Regions from separate parts of the Homo sapiens genome. Here region 1 is linked to region 2. Evidence: chromatin loops called from intact Hi-C (ENCODE). Cell type or tissue: left ventricle myocardium inferior. All regions are shown on one strand. Links, peaks and the distances in the headings refer to the core of each region. The heading gives the core; the rest is flanking DNA.

What was found. Peaks named below come from ENCODE experiments on the same cell type or tissue, not always from the same donor. Only the 100,000 strongest peaks of a DNase experiment are listed, where the experiment ranks them.
Region 1: a loop joins it to region 2, with 3 times the contacts of the local background. A loop is called at or near these places in 2 of 110 quality-filtered maps.

The regions. Positions count from the first base shown.
Region 1 is chr22:38,033,262-38,043,358 of GRCh38, forward strand. It overlaps POLR2F-AS1 (POLR2F antisense RNA 1), which reads right to left and starts at 967. Exons shown (of 2, transcript NR_199596.1): 1 at 904-967. It also overlaps a transcript of POLR2F not described here. RefSeq lists enhancers at 1-1,247, 1,543-1,632, 9,029-9,528. In left ventricle myocardium inferior, for the core only: no CTCF peak of the experiment used is centred there; DNase peaks (open chromatin) are centred at 1,540 and 5,823; H3K27ac peaks cover 5,474 bases.
Region 2 is chr22:38,589,369-38,599,465 of GRCh38, forward strand. It overlaps FAM227A (family with sequence similarity 227 member A), which reads right to left. Exons shown (of 17, transcript NM_001013647.2): 15 at 7,836-7,988; 16 at 2,067-2,172. Among named protein-coding and RNA genes, the nearest start is that of DMC1, 24 kb to the left of the region's middle. RefSeq lists a silencer at 9,183-9,383. In left ventricle myocardium inferior, for the core only: no CTCF peak of the experiment used is centred there; no DNase peak of the experiment used is centred there.

The DNA of each region.
Region 1 (10,097 bases), core at 1,269-9,268, 560 kb before region 2:
CCAGCCTTTTCAGGTGGACGGGGCATGGCTTATCTCTCCCATTTTACAGATGAGGACTCTTGAGACCTACAGAGAGAAAGCGCTTGTCCAGGGCGGCCTGCTAGGCTCTGGTAGAGCCAGGGCTGGAATTTCCCTGGCCCCAGATCCCAGAGTCTAGAGGTTGCAGCGGGGTTCAAGCCTGGTTACCCAGTCCCTCTGGGGTAGGGCTGGTTCTGTAGGACCAGATGGGGCGACAGACAGGCCCAGCTGCTGGGAACTCCAGGACCAATCACCAGTGCCCACAGAGCCTCGCCAAGGCAAGCCCTGCTGGGCTGGCACAGCCTCTGAGGCCAAGCCTGCTCCCCCAGTGCAGTGGGGGTTGGGGGATGGGATCTGGCCCCGGCGGAGCGGGAGGGACTGGGTGGCGGATTTGTGTTTCCACTTGATTTCCTCAGTTGTTTTCCAAGAGCGGTGGCAGGATCCTGAGGGGAGGGGTGGATGTGGGGAAGCCACCGGAAGGCGCCACGGCCCCGCTGCCTGCCCCCCATGTGACTCCACTGACTGACGACAGTGCCCGTGGAAGGGCCTCGAGGCTTCTGTCCTGTGCTCGCTGGGAGAGGGTGTGACGTGGACGAGGGCACTGGGCGACTCCTCATGACCCATGCTGACTCTAAGTTTGCTGCTCACTTGGGGCCCCAACCCCTTTGATTCTGGGAGTCAAGAGAGGTTGTGACCGCCGCTGACCCCTATTCCCTGCACCATCCCAGGGGTCAAGTGGCTGGGGCCGAACCCGGACAGGGCAGGAGTGCCCCAAAACCTAGGGCTTGGCATGGCCCCTTGGTGTCCTCCCGACTCCCCTTGTCAGCTCCTTCCGCCTCCCCTTCTGCTTCCTCTACTCCCACCGTTTCAGCCTTGCTGCCTCACCACCACCATCTGTCCCCCAGCTCCTTGGGCCTGTCCACGCTGCTCCTCATCCCCACTAGTTGTCTTTTCCGCCTTCCAGGGCTGCACTGGGCTCTCACTGGGCCTCGGGCCACAGCCTCTTCCCTTCCATGCACCCCTGCGTCCCAGGCCTGGCAGCTTCCCCAGGCCTGTCACAGAGGAGTGGGGTCAGCCACTCCTGGCTTCAGAATCTGCTCGGCCACTTCCTGGCCACGTGGCGGCAGGCAGGTCCCAACCCTTCTCTGGGCTCCAGCTTCCTCCTCCAAGAAGCGGGGGAGGGGATAATGCAAAACCAGCGACCTCCTGCACCAGCTCTAAGGAGACCGAAGTGCCCAGCATGGGGCGGGGTGCGGAGGCAGCCAAGAGCTCAAAGGAGAGCCAGGCCACTTGGAGTTGAAATCCCAGCGCTGACACCAGCCGTGCAGCCCTGGACCCCTCTCTGAGCCTCAATGTCCCCCTCTGTAAAATGGGGATAATAATAGCAGCTTCCCCTTGGGACAGAATGAACTAATCCCAGGGGAGACCTGTCAGCCTGGGCTTTCTGGAGGGGGTTGTGCCTGCGCAGCTCGGAACAATGAGTCAGAAGCAGCCAGCAGAGACACAGAGCGCACTGGAGGTGGGGGCAGGGCTTGAGCAGAGGCCAGAGGAGAAACCAGTTGGGAGCTTTCGGCCCAGGGCTGGGAGTGGTGGGAGGTGAGACCTGGGGCCGTGGCCTAGGACGAGCTGGGGCTTTCCAGGATCCCACCCCAGCCTCCCCACCCCACCTTGCTAGCCAGGGGGCTGACATCCCTCCCCACTCCCCAAGCAGATTCCCTTGTGCTGGTCCTTCCACCTAAGCTCTCCCCACACCTCTTGGCCTCTGCAAATCCTGCCCATCCCTCCATAACACACATAGTGTAGGTCTTGCTTCTTCCAGGAAGCCTTCCCTGCTCTCTGCCATAGCCATCTCTCTCTCTCCCCCTGTGTGTGTCTCTCTCTCTCGGTCTCACACCCTTCTGTGGCATCGCCTGTGGCACAAACTCACCATGGTGGGTTATTCTGTAAATGGTGCACATCTGGAGCCCATTAACTGTTAACAACAGGCGCCTCCGAGGCCTTTACATCCAGTGTGGTGTGTGCATACCCCTCACCTTGCCTGATTCTCAGCACCATCCTATGGGACGAGAGGGATAAGCCCATTTGACAGATGAGGATGCTGAGGCCTAACAGGCCAAGGGGCTGCTGCCCAACGGTCTAGAGCAAGTCAGTGGGGCAAGTGGGAATCAGGGGTCGCTCTCTTCCCTTCCCAGGGCAGGGGGCCTGGCAGGAGCACGTTTCTTTTCTGTTCATTTGCAATCCCTCGGTCTATCCTGCTCGTGTCCTCGGGGCCATGCAGCCTCCCTCTCCTGCCCACCGGCCTCTCTGCCATCTGAAACCTCCTGCTACTATCACCACTTTCTGCATGACTGCCCCACCTCACTCTCCAGGTGCTGCCTGACACCCGCAGGCACTTCATATGCATCTGCTTCATAACCATGGCTGAACTGAGGCACCCGCCGGGCCACTGGGAACAGCAGAAGAGGAGGGGAAGCCCTGGCGGGAGCGGGTGGGAGGTGCTGCCCCTTCCCAGCTGGGTGACCATGAGTTGCAGCCTCACGTCTCAGAGCCCCCTTCCTGCCCCCAAAGGGCAAGCTGCCTTCTTTTGATGAACCCACAAAGCTCCAGGGTGGGTGTGGTTTTACTGATGAGGAAACTGAGGCCCTGGGAGGCCAGGAACCAGCCTGAGGTCAGAGGTGAGGCACTGAGCCCCTGCTTTTCTTTTTTTTTTTTTTGAGACAGAGTCTCGATCTGTTGCGCAGGCTGGAGTGCAGTGGCAGGATCTTGGCTCAATGCAACCTCCGCCTCCCGGGTTCAAGCAATTCTCCTGCCTCAGCCTCCCAAGTAGCTGGGATTACAGGCGTCTGCCACTGCACCTGGCTAAGTTTTTGTATTTTTAGTAGAGACGGGGTTTTGCCATGTTGACCAGGCTGGTCTCGAGCCCCTGACCTCAGGTGATCCACCTGCCTCAGCCTCCCAAAGTGCTGGGATTACAGGTGTGAGCCACCGCACCCAGCCGAGCCCCTGCTTTTCTAGGCCATTTGCTGATGTCACGGCACCATGAGGCTGGTGGGGCAGGGAATGTCCTCAGAGTCCTTTGAGAAGCTTTAAAAATTCCCCGAAGGAGAGGCTTCCTTCTGTGCAACCAGGAAGTCCACAGGCAACTTTCCCCTTCAGGGGCCTGGAAGCCCCCATTAGTGAACCGCCCTCATGGGCAAGGCTGCTCTCCTTAGGAACCTGTCCTAGAGGAGCAGGCCCATTCTTAGCACATACTAGATGCTCAGTAAACACTTACTGAAAGAATGATTTGGATCTCATTTAGGAGGGGTGGGCAACCGGGGAGGAGTGGCTGCAAGGGATGGGAGACGGGGTAAGGAGGGCTGCGGCCAAGAACTGTGGGTCTCTCAGTTTCTGACCTTGACCTCCAGAGAGTCCTGTTGCGATGGAGTTCAGACCACACCATCCCCTGCTTAAAGCCCCAACGGGCCCCTCATGCCTAGCCTTCCCCCAGCGTTCAGAGCTGGGCCCTCCAACCCCACGTGTCTGACTCCTTTTCCCACACACTGGCCTCCTGGCTGTTCCTAAACTCAACAGCACATTCCCTCTCAGGCCTTTTGTGCTGTTGCCACCGGCTGGAACATTCTTTCCCCAGACATCCTTCCTCTCTTCTTTCAGATCTTTGTCAAAGGTCATACTCTTGCAGGGGTCTTCTCTGACCACCATGTCTAACATAACACCCCTCCCATCTCTCTTCACGTTTACCCTGCTTTGTTTTTTATTCTGGAACTCATGGCTGCCTGATGTTAGCTTGTAGGTTTACTTGTATACTATGCATCTTCCTGAGGAGAGAGGAGAATATCTGCTCCGTGAGGGTAAGCTGGTCTGTTATGTCCACTGCTGTAGCCCCAGAGCTGGGCACATGGCCACTGCTCAATCAGTGTTTGTGGAAGGAAGGAAGGACTGACCTTTTTATTCTGCTAATGAGCAACCTTATGTTATGTTATGTTATGTTATGTTATGTCATGTTATTTTTGAGACAAGGTGTCACTCTGTCTTCCAGGCCAGAGTGCAGTGGCGCAATCTTGGCTCACTGCAGCCTTGAACTCCTGGGCTCAAGCGATCCTCCCGCCTCAGCCTCTAGAGTAGCTGGGACTACAGGTGCACACCACCATGCTCGGCTATTTTTTTTTTTTTTTTGTAGAGATGGGGATCTTGCTATGTTGCCCAGGCTGGTCTTGAACTCTTGGCCTCAAGCAGTCCTCTGCTTTGGTCTCCCAAAGTGCTGGGAATGCAGCTGTGAGCCACTTCCTGGCCAATGCCTGGCCTCTTCCTATCTCCTTTTTTTTTTTTTTGAGACGGAGTCTCCCTCTGTTGCCCAGGCTGGAGTGCAGTGGCACCATCTCAGCTCACTGCAACCTCCACCTCCCGGGTTCACGCGATTCTCCAGCCTCAGCCTCCTGAGTAGCTGGGACTACAGGCACGTGCCACCATTCCTGGCTAATTTTTGTATTTTTAGTAGAGATGAGGTTTCACCACGTTGGCCAGGATAGTCTTGATCTCCTGACCTCGTGATCCACCCACCTCGGCCTCCCAACTCTTCCTATCCTTTGTTCATGGAGTGCCTCCTATGTGTGGCCCTGTGTGAGGTGCTTTTTGAATAAGTAGCCTCAGCAGAGAGACAGCAGCTCACTTCATGCAGGTTGGCCGGAGGTAGCAAGGGTCATCAAGTCAGCGTGTGGGAAGTACCCTAAGCACAGTAGGTGCTCATGAACAGTAGCTTCTTTTAGAACAACTTGCCTATTATCAGATGGCCTCTCTGGGAGCCTGAGAGCCAGTGTTGGGGGGTAGAAGGTGGGGGAAGGGGAGAAAGCTGGGGTGGGGAAAGAAAAAATGTGATTAAATTTTAGGAAAAACGTCCTGAAAGGCAAACTGTGCAAAGATGGAAGGGACAAGCTCCCTGTCAGTATCAGGAGGCCAATGGAGCCCTGGTGGCCCTGGAACCAGGACCAGCTTTGGGACCTGAAGCCAGAGGATGTGAGGATTCAGAGGGCGTCCTCTTGAGGTTAGGGTGGGCCAGGCCCCAGAGCTTGGAGCAAGCAGCTTGGGGGAAAGGACCAGGCCGGGCCCAGGCAGGTGGAAGCCATGGCTCTGGCCGGGTCACAGGGCGGCTGGGGTTTGACCTGGCGGCCATGATGGGCTCTGGACCCAGGAGCCACCCGGGCACAGGATGGGACGGGTTGAGAGATTGGTCGTCCAGGCGTTGAGTGTGCCCTCGCTCCTCCCCACCTTCCGCCGTGGCCTTGAGCCCCTTGCGCCCGCGCCCATGGGGTTAAATCTCTCCCTGTCTCTCTCTGCTCCAAGTTGTTTTCCAAGTGAGGCAGAGAATGGTTCTCTTGTTACCAACATGGCTTCTGGGCATTGGGTAATGCGCTCCCTCTTCTCCCGCAGCGCCACAAAGGGACCTTTTGTTCCCCTCCCTGCCCCTCTCGCTGGCTCTTCCCGGCCCCCCACCCACCCAAACTCCCTCCTCCCCCCGCCGGCGCCCGCACCCCGGGGCTGCGCGCTGACCGTGGCGGCCGCGGCGCCCTCCCTCTCCCAGCGCCTGCACTGGCGGCCGCCATCTTGCGAGCGGCCCTCAGGGCGGCCTGGGCTTTCCCAGGGTTCTCGGGGCCGGGGCAGTCGTAGGGGGCGGCTGGGGCTCCACAGGACGTTCGTGACCCACCTTGCGCCCCCCAGGGAGTGGCAGGACCCTCCCGTCCCCAGCCTCCGCGCCAGGCCTCGTCCCTGCATGGGACAAGAGGCAGCCCTCCGCCATTTCCCGCGGCCCTTGCCTCCCGGGAGCGGCTCCCCTCTGACGACTGAGTGGACTGCGCTTGAGGGGGCCGCCGCTGGGAACCAGCCCCTCCAGAAAGAGCCGTCTCTGCACCCGCTCCCACCCGTGGGAAGCACCAGATGGGGCTGTCTCCCGAGACAAAGCCTAAAACCAAATGTACCGGAATTTTTGGAAACTGAAACACAACTTGTCCTAGATAGGAATGTCAGGAAGCCAGCGAGAGAATGAAGAGTCTGCCGTCCGGGGACACAATTTCTGTCCACTGTCCCTGCCCACGTCCCCTCACAGCCCTGCAAGGTGGGTGGGGACGGCTGATGATGCCATTTTCAGATGAGGAAACTGAGGCACAGAGAGGCTCCACAGCCAGGACTGGGCGCTCATCCAGTTGACTCCAGGGCAGATCCTCTCTTCCCAGGGCAGCCACCCCCGCCTTGTGAGAGCCGGTGCCCGGGGGAGGGGAAGGATGGAGACCTGGGCAGTTCACCCAGGCCCAGGAGCCAGAGCCCTGGCAGGTTGTACGCAGCTGCTCCCAAGAGGCACCCCTTCCACCCCTGCACCAGCCCTGCCTCCACAGAGGCGCAAAGGAAGCAAAGGCACTGCTGGCGAAGAACCTTGGCATTCCAGCCGCGCACAGACACCCAGAGAGGAAACCCGAGCACCCGGAACTGGACGGGGTGGCGGGCAGGGGCAGGGCGAGGGCCATTGAGTTCAGCGAGACCCTGGCGGCCCTCAAGGAAGACAGGCAAATCAGTGAAGAGCCCCTGTGCTGCAAGAGGGGGCCTGGGCTACCCAGGAGCGCCTAACCTGAAGTTGGGAAAGGAAGGCTTCCTGGAGGAGGTGACTGTGAATAAAGTCTCAAGAGACAGTAAAAGTTCTGCAGGCAATGAAAATGAGAAATGGAGTCAGGTGTGGTGGCTCACACCTGTAGTCCCAGCACTTTAGTAGGGTGAGGTGGGAGGATCACTTGAGGCCAAGGAGTTGGAGACCAGCTTGGGCAACATAGGGAGACTCTGTCTCTACAAAAAGATTAAAAAATTAGCTAATCATGGTGGTGTATGCCTGTGGTCCCAGTGGTCCCAGCTACTTCGAAGGCTGAGGCCAGAGGATCACTTGAACCTGTGAGGTCAAAGCTGCAGTGAGCCGAGATCACACCATGGCACCCCAGCCTGGGGGCCAGTGAGACCCTGTCTCAAAAAAAAAAAAAAAAAAAAAAAGAAATTGAGAAAAGGGTAGGAAAGCAGATGTGAATGGCAAAACTGGTGGGGAGAGGCACCCCAGGCCATGGGCTGGAGCAGAGGGCCTGGCAGGGGTGGTGGGAGAGGCAGCAGGGGGAAGAGCAGTCAGCAAAGTGGCTACAGAGGTCAGCAGGGAGCTCCTGAGGACCAAGGGTGGCCTGGGAAGGTCTGGGGACTAGATCCTGAGGGCAGTGGGGTGGTCACTGTAGGATTTCAAGGGAGTCAGATTTGTGTTCTAGAAAGGTTGTCACCATATGGCCTGACCATATGCCAGTCTGGTTCATTACTGTTTTCCTAGCACCTAGCTCAGTGCCAGCACACAGTAGATGTTCAGTAAATGCTTTGAATCAATACACAGATGCCAGCGGTGTATCCAGAGGCAATGGTTAACTCCTGTGGGGGTCCTTCAGCTTCAGTTTCCTCCTTTGTGAACGAGGGCACTGGCACCTGCCTGGTGGGCATGTTGTGATGGTGAAGGGAGCATGGCAGTTTGGGCTTGCTGTCCTGCACACGGTCAGCGCTCTGTAATGGCAGCTTTTATAAAACGTGTGGAGGATGTGCCAAGGGGAACATGGGGGCAAGGACCCTGGACAGGAGTGGTCAAGTCAGCCAGAGGAGAGAGAATAATGATGACAACAGTGACGTTGATCAAAGGCTGAAGTTCTTCATGTATTTCATTCATGTCATCCTCAACACAGTGAAGGAAGACGGCACCGTAGTTATCCCTGTGTTATTTTCCAGGAGGCGGCGGCTCAGAGAGGAGTGACTCGCCTGAAGCCCCGTGAACAATGCATGGTGGACGGAAGTACATGGAATGCCAGAGCCAGGCTGGTGACTAGTGCTGGTGGTGGGGACTGGTCAAGGCGGCCGCCAGGGAAGGGATGTGAGGACACGGTCTAGACTGATGGACCAGATGGCGGGGGCAGGCACAGGGGGAGGGAGGTTTCCAGGACACCCCTCAGTTTCTGGCCCAGGTGACCAGGTGGAAGGTCATTCCATCTCCTGAGTGAGGGACACAGCAGGACAGACAGGCTTGGGGAGGGACTGTTGGGATGTCTGGAGTCTAGGAGAGGATCCAGGCGGGGGATGGAGGGGAGGGCGGAATGAGCTCATGGGGCAAGTGGAAGGCTTGTGGGCGGTGGAAAAGCTCCAGCCCCCGGACACCTAGCCAAGGTCAAGTAATAACGACAGTAGACGTTACATAGCCTTGACTCTGTACAGACCTCATCCTGCATCCTTACGTTAACTCATTGAACCCTCCCAACCATTATCAAATTGGAGGTACCATTATCACCCCCATTTTATAGTTGGGGAAACTGAGGCAAGAGACATTAAGTCTGCAATATTGGAATAGGCAAATCTGTAGAGAAAGGAATGTGGGTGAGTGGTGGGCTGGGGCTGGGGGCTGGGAAGGATCATGGCTAACGGGCACAGGCTTTCTTTTTTGGGTGATGAAAATATTCTAAAATGACTGTGAAAATATTGCACAACTCTGTGAACATGTGAAAACCCACTGAACTGTATGCTCTAACTGTATGAATTGTATGGTATTTGAATTTCACCTCAATAAAGCTGTTATCAAAAAGCAAGAGAGAGAGAAAGAGAATATTTGTACTTGGACATTTTTGCCCCTGGGTGGAGATTACTCCACCTCAGGAAGCAGTAAACCCCAACCACCAATTTTTGGAGGCTTGCTGCATATGACTTTGGGGAGGAGTTGGGGAAGGATGGGGTAGGATAGTGTCTCAACTGCTCTTCCTGGAGGAACGAGGGCCCAGCCAGCAGATCACCCAGAAGTTTGGTGCCCCAGCCCCTCCTAGAGGAACCCTGGTGTCTGCTTGGGTCCAGGAGCACACAGTGGCTGCCTTCCTCCGGGTCCTCCTGGTCCCTGCAGGTCATGGGCTGGAGGCCCCGGAGGATCTCTGTGATGGTCACACTTGGCTCCTCCCTCCACAACCCAACTGAGGCCGGGAGGCCCAGGGTGCCCTGGTGCCCAGGTGCCCAGGGGCTGTGACTGACCCATGGCCTGTGCCAGGATGGGCACTGTGAAGAGGCTCCAGGGACCCCCTGGGTGTGAGCCAGTGGGAGAATGAAAAGAGGAAGGAAGAAGTCTGCAGGCCTGCCCCACCCACCTGGAGGGGTCAGAGAAGGAGCCGCACTGTCCAGGAGGGTGGGGTGGCCAGCAAAGTGGCCTGGAGAGACGAGGAGGAGAGGGTTTGGGAGAGTGCCTTCCCATGCCATGGCACCTTCTCCAGAGCAGGGTCACAAGCATTCAGGAGGGAAGGAAGTGCAGACAGCTAGTAGACAGTTCTTTGGGGAAGCTGGGCTGGGAAGGGAGAAGGAGTAGAGCAATAGCTGTTCTTATTTTCTGGGCTGAGAGGAAGGAATGGGTAGAGGGGAGAAGAGCTGCTGACCACACAGAAGAGGGCTGGGCCAGTGGGAGAGGGGCTCCTGCAGAGATGGAGGGTTCTAGAGCTGGGTGGGGGCCCCCCACTCCCAGGCGGGCAGCAGGTGGGGTGAGGACTGAGAGCTGCAAAGCTGGTGGCCGGAGGGGAGGCCAAGGGGCCCTGTCCAATGGCCTCTCCTCTCTGCAATAGAGGAGGGGTGTCAGGAGTGTAGGGCTTCAGGGGGTTTACTGTCTCTACTGAAGGTCCCAGAAGAAGGAAGCCTTGGGGACCAGAAAGGGTGGGTGGTGCTGGGTGAGGGCCCACATGCCACTGCTGGGCTGTGTGGAAGGTCCCGTCTGAAACAGGGTTGTTCTTTCTCTTCTGAGAGCTCCGAGTGCTGGCCATGTGCCCCTGGCCTGGGGAGCAAGGGGCCTGTCCTCTGTGGGTTTATTTACAGCTTTTCAGAGGTGCCCCTGCCTGGTCCTGGGCAACTTGTCATCAGCGCACCTGGTGTGGATACTGAGGAGAACTGAGAGAGGCTAGGTAGCTCCCGGTGCTTCCCCAGGCCCCCAGCCCCATCCCTCAGCTGAGGACTGCACCTTCCTCTCCCACCCAGGCTGTACCTGTCACTGCCCTCCACTCCAC
Region 2 (10,097 bases), core at 1,113-9,112:
ATATATATACAGATGCCAAGAGGAGAATGAAGAAAGATAAGAAAATTAAAGGATCAGTCCAGCAGGTCTGACAATTGACTATCATAGTTCCAGAAATAGCAAAGAAAATGAAGGAAATTTTCTAAGAAATAATACAAGCAAAATTCTCAGAATTGAAGGACTCTACCCTCTGGACTGAGAGCACTCCCGACCTCAGTGACGCATATTAAGAAAAGGACTCATACCAAGGTATATCATTGTGAAACTTCAGGATACTAAGAATGAAGACAATATCCTAGAAGTTCCCACAGCTGGGAAGACAGTGACCCACAAAGCCATAGGAATCAGAATAGCGTGAGACTTCTCAACAGTAAAAGCAGCAGGCAGGAAAAATTCTCCAAAATTCTGTAGAATATTGACTTTTAACTTAGAATTTTATTTCCAGCAAAACATTTGCCAAATATCAATCAAGAACAAAGACATTTTTTCATGTCTGTAATCCCAGCACTTTGGGAGGCCAAGGCGAGAGGACTGCTTCAGCTCGGGAGTTCGAGACCAGCCTGGGCAACACAGCAAGATCTCATCTCTTAAATAATTATTTTAAAAATAGAACAAAGGGCCGGGAATGGTGGCTCACACCTGTAATCCCAGGGCTTTGGGAGGCTGAGGCGGGCGGATCACCTGAGGTCAAGAGTTTGAGACTAGCCTGGCCAACATGGTGAAACCTCATCTCTGCTACACAAAACAAAACAAAACAAAACAAAACAAAAAAACGAAAAAAATTAGCTGGGCATGGTGGCACGCGCCTGTAGTCCCAGCTACTCAGGGAGGCTGAGGCAGGAGAACTGCTTAGACCCAGGAGGAGGAAGTTGCAGTGAGCCAAGATTGTGCCACTGCACTCCAGCCTGGGTGACAGAAGGAGACTCCATCTCAAAAAAAAAAAAAAAAAAAAAAAGATGTTTTGGATATGCAAAGACTCAAATAATTTCCCATATACCTTCGTTTTGGGAACTGCTAGAAGATGTGCTCCAGCAAAGTGGACATGGCTTTTTAGGTCAGGACTATAAGGAGACAGACTTGGGCTGTCCATGGCCCTGAGGCAGAGGCAGCTTGAAAAAGAAGTCAGCCCACAGAAGGGAAGAGGATCAAGAGACAGACAGAGAAAGAGCCTGAAAATATCAAGCTGTCAGGTCTAATATGCCTGCAGATGGCCTATCATGACCTTCCCAGTTATTTAAGCTGCTACATTCTCCTTCCATTTAAGCTAGTTTGAGCTGGCTTCCTGGCACATGCAACCAAGGAGCTCTGTCTCATACAGTTCATGAAGTACATAGGCCAACACTTGGTACAGAGGAAGTACAAAATCATTAGTAGCCCTTACTACTACCAATAATAACACTAAAACTAAAATGAGAGTGGTGTGAGTAATACATAAAAGTAAGTGAACTTTTTTTTTGAGACGGAGTCTCATTCTGTCTCCAGGATGGAGTGTAGTGGCGTGATCTCGGCTCACTGCAACCTCCAGCTCCCGGGTTCAAGCGATTCTCCTGCCTCAGCCTCCCGAGTAGCTGGGATTACAGGCACGTACTGCCATGCCCAGCTAATTTTTGTATTTTTAGTAGAGATGGGGTTTCACCATGTTGGCCAGGATGGTCTCGATCTCCTGACCTCATGATCCGCCCACCTCGGCCTCCCAAAGTAGTGGGATTACAGACGTGAGCCACAGTGCCTGGCCATAAGTGAACTTTTATATGCTCTTTCCTGTGTTTTAAGAATTTTCCAGCCTGGGCAACATAGTGATACCCCCAACTCTACAAAAATAAAAAATGAGCTGGGCATGGTGGCACACACCTGTGGTCCCAGCTACTCAGGAGGCTGAAGTGGGAGGATTGCTTGAGCCCAGGAGGTGGAGGCTGCAGTGAGCTATGATGGCACCACTGCACTCAGCCTTGAGGAGAGAGTGAGACTCTGTCTCAGTAAAATAAAATAAAATAAAATAATTATTATTCTTACATGTTCACACTTCTACCTTTCCCATGGTTTTTGTTCGAACAACCCTTAAACTCAATTTCTCTTTGGAGACTTCCCTTAGTTTTCTTGTCAGGTGATTCCTCATTGACGGCTGAAGGTGGGATGAACATGTGGTTTGCCTTTTTTGTATCTGCTGCTTTTGGATCAATATTCTTCATTTCCCTGGGAGGAAAACACAGAGACATATGGAAAAAGGCTGGAGTGATTAACATGTCCTCAATGTTCTGTATGTCCTATAAACTGATAGATCCACGTGACCATTTACAAAACATGCATTGAAGTATAACATAGAAACTAGGAGTGCACAGATTCTAAGTGTGCAGCTCAAGAAATTTTCATATACTGAGCACGCCCATGTAACCAGCACTCGGATCGAGAAAGAGAACGCTGCCAGCTCCTTAGAAGCTGTCTCACATCCCTGCTCAGTCACTATCCTACTTCCTTAAGAGCAACCCTGCCCTGATGTCTAGTAGCACAGTTGTGTTTTAAGGCACCGCTTTTATCTGTAGACAAAACTTTGAGAATCACTTTATTAATATAAGGCATGATGAGCTTCTCAACAATATCTTTTTTTCTTTTTTTTTTTTTGAGATGGAGTCTTGCTCTGTCGCCCAGGCTGGAGTGCAGTGACATGATCTTGGCTCACTGCAACTTCCGCCTCCTGGGTTCAAGCGATTCTCCTGCCTCAGCCTCCCGAGTAGCTGGGATTACAGGTGCATGCCACCATGCCTAGCTAATTTTTTGTATTTTCAGTAGAGACGGGTTTCACAGTGTTAGCCAGGATGGTCTCGATTTCCTGACCTCATGATCCGCCCACCTCGGCCTCCCCAAGTGCTGGGATTACAGGCGTGAACCACTGCGCCCAGCAACAGTATCTTAAACAACAAAAAGTGATGTATTTAGCAATGCAACTGCTAACACACAGTTACAAACTTCCTCTTGACAAAAAAATCTTTACTACAATTCACCTAATGAGAATTTATTTATTAAACAAGAGTATCCTTTATTTCTGAAATATATAAGCTATAAACTTAATCCTGGATATTCTATATGAATTTAATGTTAATTTTAAACTAGTTCTGAACTTTAAAACGTTCTGGCCATGGAATGGAAGGGTTATTTGCAACTTCCAGAAGAAATGCATTTCTTTGGACTCATCTTCCTTTGAACTGGATGAAATGTGGACGTGGTGGCTGGAACTTGAGCAGCCATTTCTTACCATGAAGTTAAATCATGGGCTGAAGCTAAATCATGGGCTGAAGCTAGTGGAACAATATGATAAAAGATCTTGAGACCCTGTCACTATGAACTTTCATATCTACTGGAGTCCTTGTAAATGAGAGAAAAGAAATTGTAATAAATTTTAGCCACTGTTTGAGTTTTTCTGTCACTCTAAGCCAAACCTAATTATAACTGATACAATTACCTACCTATGGGCCTAGTTCTGAGAAAAGTCTTTACAGACCTTAATTTATTTGATCAATACAACCCTACAAAGTAGGAAATACTATCAAATGACTGAAGTACAACAAAACGACTGAGGATCAGTGAGGTGTGTGCAAATAACCCTTCCATTTTTATTCCATGGCTAAAACTTAGCCCCATAGCCAGACCTGCCTGTGGCCTTAAAAAGGCAAAAATAGTTTAATAGTCCATGGTCACAGAACCAGTAAGTAAAAAGACCTGTATCCCAACCTTAGCCTCTGCCATTCCATGGATCCCGCCATCAAGGCTTGTTACGACTATTGGGAGAGACAGATATGAGAGCAATCATAATGCCTGGTGCCCAGAAGGTGCTGAAAATCTGTTGGGACAATGAACTACAGAATAAATAAAGCATAATGGACTGGGCGCAGTGGCTCACGCCTATAATCCCAGCACTTCGGGAGGCTGAGGCAGGCAGATTACAAGGTCAGGAGATCAAGACCATCCTGGCTAACACGGTGAAACCCCGTCTCTACTAAAAATACAAAAAAATTAGCCGGGCATGGTGGCGGACACCTGCAGTCCCAGCTACTTGGGAGGCTGAGGCAGGAGAACGGCATGAACCCAGGAGGCGGAGCTTGCAGTGAGCCGAGACTGCGCCTCTGCACTCCAGCCTGGGCGACAGAGCAAGACTCCGTCTCTAAAACAAAACAAAACAAAACAAAAAAAGAATAAATAAAGCATAATGAACAACAGTTACAGAGGCAGAAGCAAAGAGCCCCAAAGAGCAGTCCCTATGTCTTCTCCCTTCTCCATCCCGACCCTCTCCTCCCTCACTTACATGTTCAATCTCTCCCCCTTCACACAGGCTTGGGTCTTCTACCTTATGTTTATTTATTTATTTAGAGACAGGGTCTCACTCTGTCACCCAGACTGGAGTGCACTGGCATGCTCCCGGCTCACCGCAACTTCTGCCTCCCAGGCTCAAGCGATTCTCCTGCCTCAGCATCCCAAGTAGCTGGGATTACAGGTGTGCGCCACTACCACCCAGCTATTTTTTCTATTTTTAGTAGAGACGGGGTTTCACCATGTTGGCCCGGCTGGTCTCAAACTCCTGACCTCAAATGATCCACCCGCCTCGGCCTCCCAAAGTGCTGGGATTACAGGTGTGAGCTACTGTGACCAGCCTTCTACCTTATGTTTAAATAGCCCCTGTTACTTACCATCTGATCTTGCCTTTTTGATGCAGAATTTTATTCCTTCTGCTTCCTAGGAATCCCATCCATCCACAGGGACTTACATCTTCCCCTTCACGTCCCAGGCTCTGCCTTCCGACTTTAGCCTTGTTGAGACTGCCCTCTACCAAGTCGCCTACCTGTCTCTGCCCCACGTTTTGGAGTCTGGCCACTACATTGCTGCTTGCTGCTTCCCTACTGTCCTTTGTCCCCTTGGCTTTATGGTCAGTGTGTCTGCATATATGGACTCTCCTCCTTCCCTTCTGGTCACTCCTCCCCTTACAGAATATTCTGTCCTCCCTGACTTATGTGGTTGCCCTCCAAGATTGTCCTCAACCTCAGCTTCCACATCTGTAAAATGGGGATAAGTAAATAATTGTACCACTTTAAACACACTGTCTTATAACCTACACTTCGGTCCAATAATATGTTGTGACCATCTTTCCTTGTAAAACAAAAATAGAGGGAGGTTTTTCTTGGCTGCAGAGTATGGAGGTATGATAGTTTTATTTAACCAATCATCTTTTGATGAACATTAATGCTGAACTGCATTCCTGTGGTGTTGGTGGTGGTGATGTCTAATGGGGTTTTGTGAATGTGTGTGGTCTGTGTCCCATAGTATTTTATAAATAACTCAATTGTGGCCGGGTGCGGTGGCTCATGCCTGTAATCCCAGCACTTTGGGAGGCTGAGGCGAGCAGATCATGAGGTCAAGAGGTCAAGACCATCCTGGCCAACATGGTGAAACCCAGTCTCTACTAAAAATGCAAAATTAAAAGGCCAGGCATGGTGGCTAACGCCTGTAATCCCAGCACTTTGGGAGGCCGAGGGGGGTGGATCACGAGGTCAGGGGATCGAGACCATCCTGGCTAACACGGTGAAACCCTGTCTCTACTAAAAATACAAAAAATTAGCCAGGCGTGGTGGCATGTGCCTGTAATCCTAGATATTTGGGAGGCTGAGGCAGGAGAATCGCTTGAACCTGGGGGACGGAGGTTGCAGTGAGCCGAGATTGCACCACTGCAATGCAGCCTGGCGACAGAGCGAGACTCCATCTCAAAAAATATATAAAAATAAAAATAAAACCCAATTGTATTATATTGCATAACAAAGTATTTATCTACATATTCATATTTTTCTGTCCCTCTTATTATGGGAGACATGGATAGCTGTCTAGCCAATAGCAATTCCCTCTTTCTCGTTTGTAAACTGAATCCCATTTTGTTTTGGACAACAAAGTGCCCAGTTCTATGGAAGGTCCAGTCCAGTTGTGGAAATCTCGCCCTCCTTGGCCAGATATTTCCCATGCTTCCCTTGCAGACAGGGTGGCTCCATGAAAGAGTTATAGGGGCATGAAGGAAAGACATGAGAGAGACAAAGAAAGATAAAAGAAAGTGAGCTATTCTTTATGGAAAAATGCCAGCTAATAAATGTAGAAGGAATGGCAGAAGTAGAAAAATCACCATTTTGCAACCTTAAATGTAATAGTTAATCAGGCAAAGACCACTGATGAGTGCTAAAACCACTGTGTGAAAGATGTTGGGGAAGCACATTCACACAGTCTGGGAGAATCACATCATTTATTCCTGACTAATTAGAAAGACAAACATGTGCTCTTACAATGCAGAGATCTGGTAGATACCAGTTTAACCAAGTGTTTAAACTTAGCATCACCAGTAGCAGAGCAACCTGACATGATATGCCTCCTAATGGGATGCAACATAAATATACAACATCACCTGTGAAAGATTTTGGGCAAAATGATTTAACTTGAATCTAATCAAACCTCTAGCATAGACCTAATGTCCAGTGTACAGAAAACATAGGCTATATTGGAACAAATTCAATGCTACTTTGAGGAAATATCAGAAAAACCCAGAATGTGGCTTGAGCTTTTCAAAAAAGTCCATGTCATAAAAAAACAACTAATAAGGGGGGGGGGGCAGGATACTGTTATAGATTCAAAGACACCAAAGAGATAAAACTAAATACAATTTCTGGCTAGGCACGGTGGCTCACGCCTATAATCTCAACAGTTTGGGAGGCTGAGGCAGGGGCAGATCACCTGAGGTCAGGCGTTTGAGACCAACCAGGCAACATGGTGAATCCCCTTCTCTACTAAAAACACAAAAATTAGCCGGGCATGGTGGTGCACACCTATAGTCCCAGCTACTCGGGAGGCTGAGGCGGGAGGATTGCTTGAGCCCAGGAGGCAGAGGCTGCAGTGAGCCAAGATCACACCACTGCACTCCAGCCTAGGCAACAGAGTGAGACTCTGGCTCAAAAAACAAAAAACAAAATATAATTTGTGATTCTTGATTGGATCCTGGAGCAGCAGGTAAAGCCAAAGACACACTGAGTTAGGCACAGTGGCTCGTGTCTGTAATCCCAGCACTCCAGAGGAGGCTAAGGAAGGAGGATCACTTGAACCCAGGAGTTTGAGGCTGCAGCAGGCTGTAATTGAGCTGCTGCACTGCAGCCCGGGTGACTGAGTGGGACCCTGTCTCTAAAAATTAAAATACATTTTGGGGACAATTGGGGAAATCTGAATTTGGATTAGCTATTAGAGAGAGAAAGCAAATGGGGCAAAATGTGAATACTTGGCAAATGCCTGATGGACAGTTCAGTGTACTATCCTGATGGACAGTTCAGTGTACTATCCTGATGGACAGTTCAGTGTACTATCAACTTTCTGAAAGGTTTTTCTAAGTAAAATAAAATTTCTGAAAAAGGCAGAAGACAGAGGAAAATGTCCATAATATGCTGCTAGTGGGAAAAAATAGGTCTAAAAAACAGACCAACAGTATGACTCTACACTACTTTATTTAGTGATACGGATATATGGGCCCAGAAAAAAAAGACTGGAAGGATTTATAGGAAAATGTTGGCAATGTGTATCTCTTGGTACTTTTATGTGGTTTCCGGGTCCTTTGTTTGCTTTCATTGAACACATAATGTTTTTGTAGTTAGAAAAAAAAAATAACAACAAAAAAAGCTCTGGTCTCTGTTATTAGGAGTTTATAATCTGACCACAAGAAAGCTGATTATGCTTATGATGGTTACAGGAAACCCCCCTGCCCCACCAACCCATTTAAAAATGATGATGATCGTGTGCTGCAAAAGATAAGTGCGGAACAACGGCATTCCCCAAAGCCCCTTCCATACCTGGAGAAGTTGTCTTGCAGCTCCTTTAGATGCTTGTCAAAATAATTCCATTCAGTCCAATGATGCTGGTACAACTGATTGAGGTTGTCTTTCCGCTTCTTCATGCTGCACAGGGTCTCGCTGATGACATCAGTATACGTTGGGGTGCAGTCAGTGGCTTCCGCTGTCAAGGAAATCCCCGTACTGTGGAACTGTGTTGACGCTGCATTATTAGTGGCATGAGCGCAGTGCATGGGGAAGAGGGGCATGGAGGACAGAACAGGGAAAATGCCCTGCGTTTCTGGATAAGATACCTGAAATCTGAGCAAGAGATGACTCTCCTGCTCTTTGACCATGGCCTGCTTTGGAGGGAAGAGGCCATCCTATCCGTGGCCAGGCGTTCTCTACGTAGGAATAAAGTCCTTCTCTGCCCCTGTGGATGGAAGGCAGGGCTAAGAAATACTTTTTTAGACTGTCATCTGAAATTCTTATTCTATTATCACAGCGGTGAATAGGAAGGGCTCCCAGCTTTCCTTTTCTCTCAGCCCAAGGCCTCATTCTCCATCTCGTTTGTATATAAAAATATTCTTGGCCAGGCGCGGTGTAATCCCAGCACTTTGGGAGGCCAAGGCAGGCGGATCACGAGGTTAGGAGATTGAGACCATCCTGGCTAACACTGTGAAATCCCATCTGTACTAAAAATACAAAAAATTAGCTGGGCATGGTGGCACATGCCTGTAATCCCAGCTACTTGGGAGGCTGAGGCAGGAGAATCGCTTGAACCCAGGAGGCGGAAGTTGCGGTGAGCCGAAATCGCGCCACTGCACTCCAGCCTAGGCAACAGAGTGAGACTCTGTCTCAAAAAAAAAAAAAAAAAAGAAAATTCTCCCTCTGCTCTGCCCTCCTTCCACCCCTTCTTGATTGGTTAGAATCTCAGCTACACTCGCCACAAGCTGTGGGACCTCAGACAAGATAGCAGTCATCCTCTGTGCCTCCATTTCCATATCTGTAAAACAGAGATAATAATGCCCACTTTAGATGATGTTAATCATAATCCTGGTAGTTATTTATGTAGTATCAGCTGTATGCCATTTAATCCTCATCACAACACTGTAAGTTTGGTATAACTATCCAAATTTTAGGAATGAGTAGATAAAGATATTGAGCTTGGAGGTCGAGCTGTGCACATAAGATCTCAAAGCCAGTGGTTGCTAAACTGGGACTCAAATCTAGGGCTGCATATCCCAACCCAGGTTCCTTCCACTACACTAAACTGTCTTTAGAGAACAATGAAGTGATGTTTGGGAAAACATGTTGCAAGAAATAAAACACTATGAAATGTGAGTTGTTGTTATTACTCTCTCCCTATAGAACATGTAAATAAGTTTGCGGACATGCAGTTCTGTGCAGAAGACGCAAAGTCCTCCTAGTTCATTACGAAACTCCTCCTGTTGGGGAGCTCAATGTAGACGTGGATCATCCCAGCCCTTGTTATCTGCCAGGCACTAGCCTTTATCTCTGTTGTGTCTGTAATCTGCATAATAGCCCTATGAGGCAGGTACTCTTATCCCTATTTTACAGGTGAAAAAAATGAGGCACAGAGAGAAGCTGGAACTTATCTCAAATCACTCGGTTTGCAGTAGAGTTGGTTCCTGAGTCCAGGTGTGTTTGAACCAATAGACCAGTTTGATTCCAAATAGAACCCGTGTTCTCTGACTCCTATGGTAAGCTGCTAAGACTCAGGACACCAATATAGGCCACACTTGTTTTCTTTCTTTTTTTTTTTTTTTTGAGATGGAGTTTTACTCTTGCTGCCCAGGCTGCAGTGCAATGGCGTGATCTCGGGTCACTGCAACCTCCGCCTCCTGGGTTCAAGCGATTCTCCTGCCTCAGCCTCCCAAGTAGCTGCGATTATACAGGCACGCACCACCAGGCCCAGCTAATTTTTTTTGTATTTTTAGTAGAGACGGGGTTTCACCATGTTGGCCAGGCTGGTCTCAAACTCCTTACCTCAGATGATCCGCTCATCTCGGCTCTCACAGTGCTGGGATTACAGGCGTGAGCTACCACGCCTGGCCAACCACACCTGTTCTCTTGAGATCTGAGCTTTCTATTAGATCTTTAGGATAAATGGCAACAGGGCCAGGAATATGCTGATGGGTCTAAGGGAGGAATGTGTCTGAGGAGGGTGTTAGATGAAACATACATGTGGACAACAAAATTCCTGGTCAGTACATACTCTGGGGTCAACGAGTGTCTGGGAAGCACTATTTAGTTTCAATA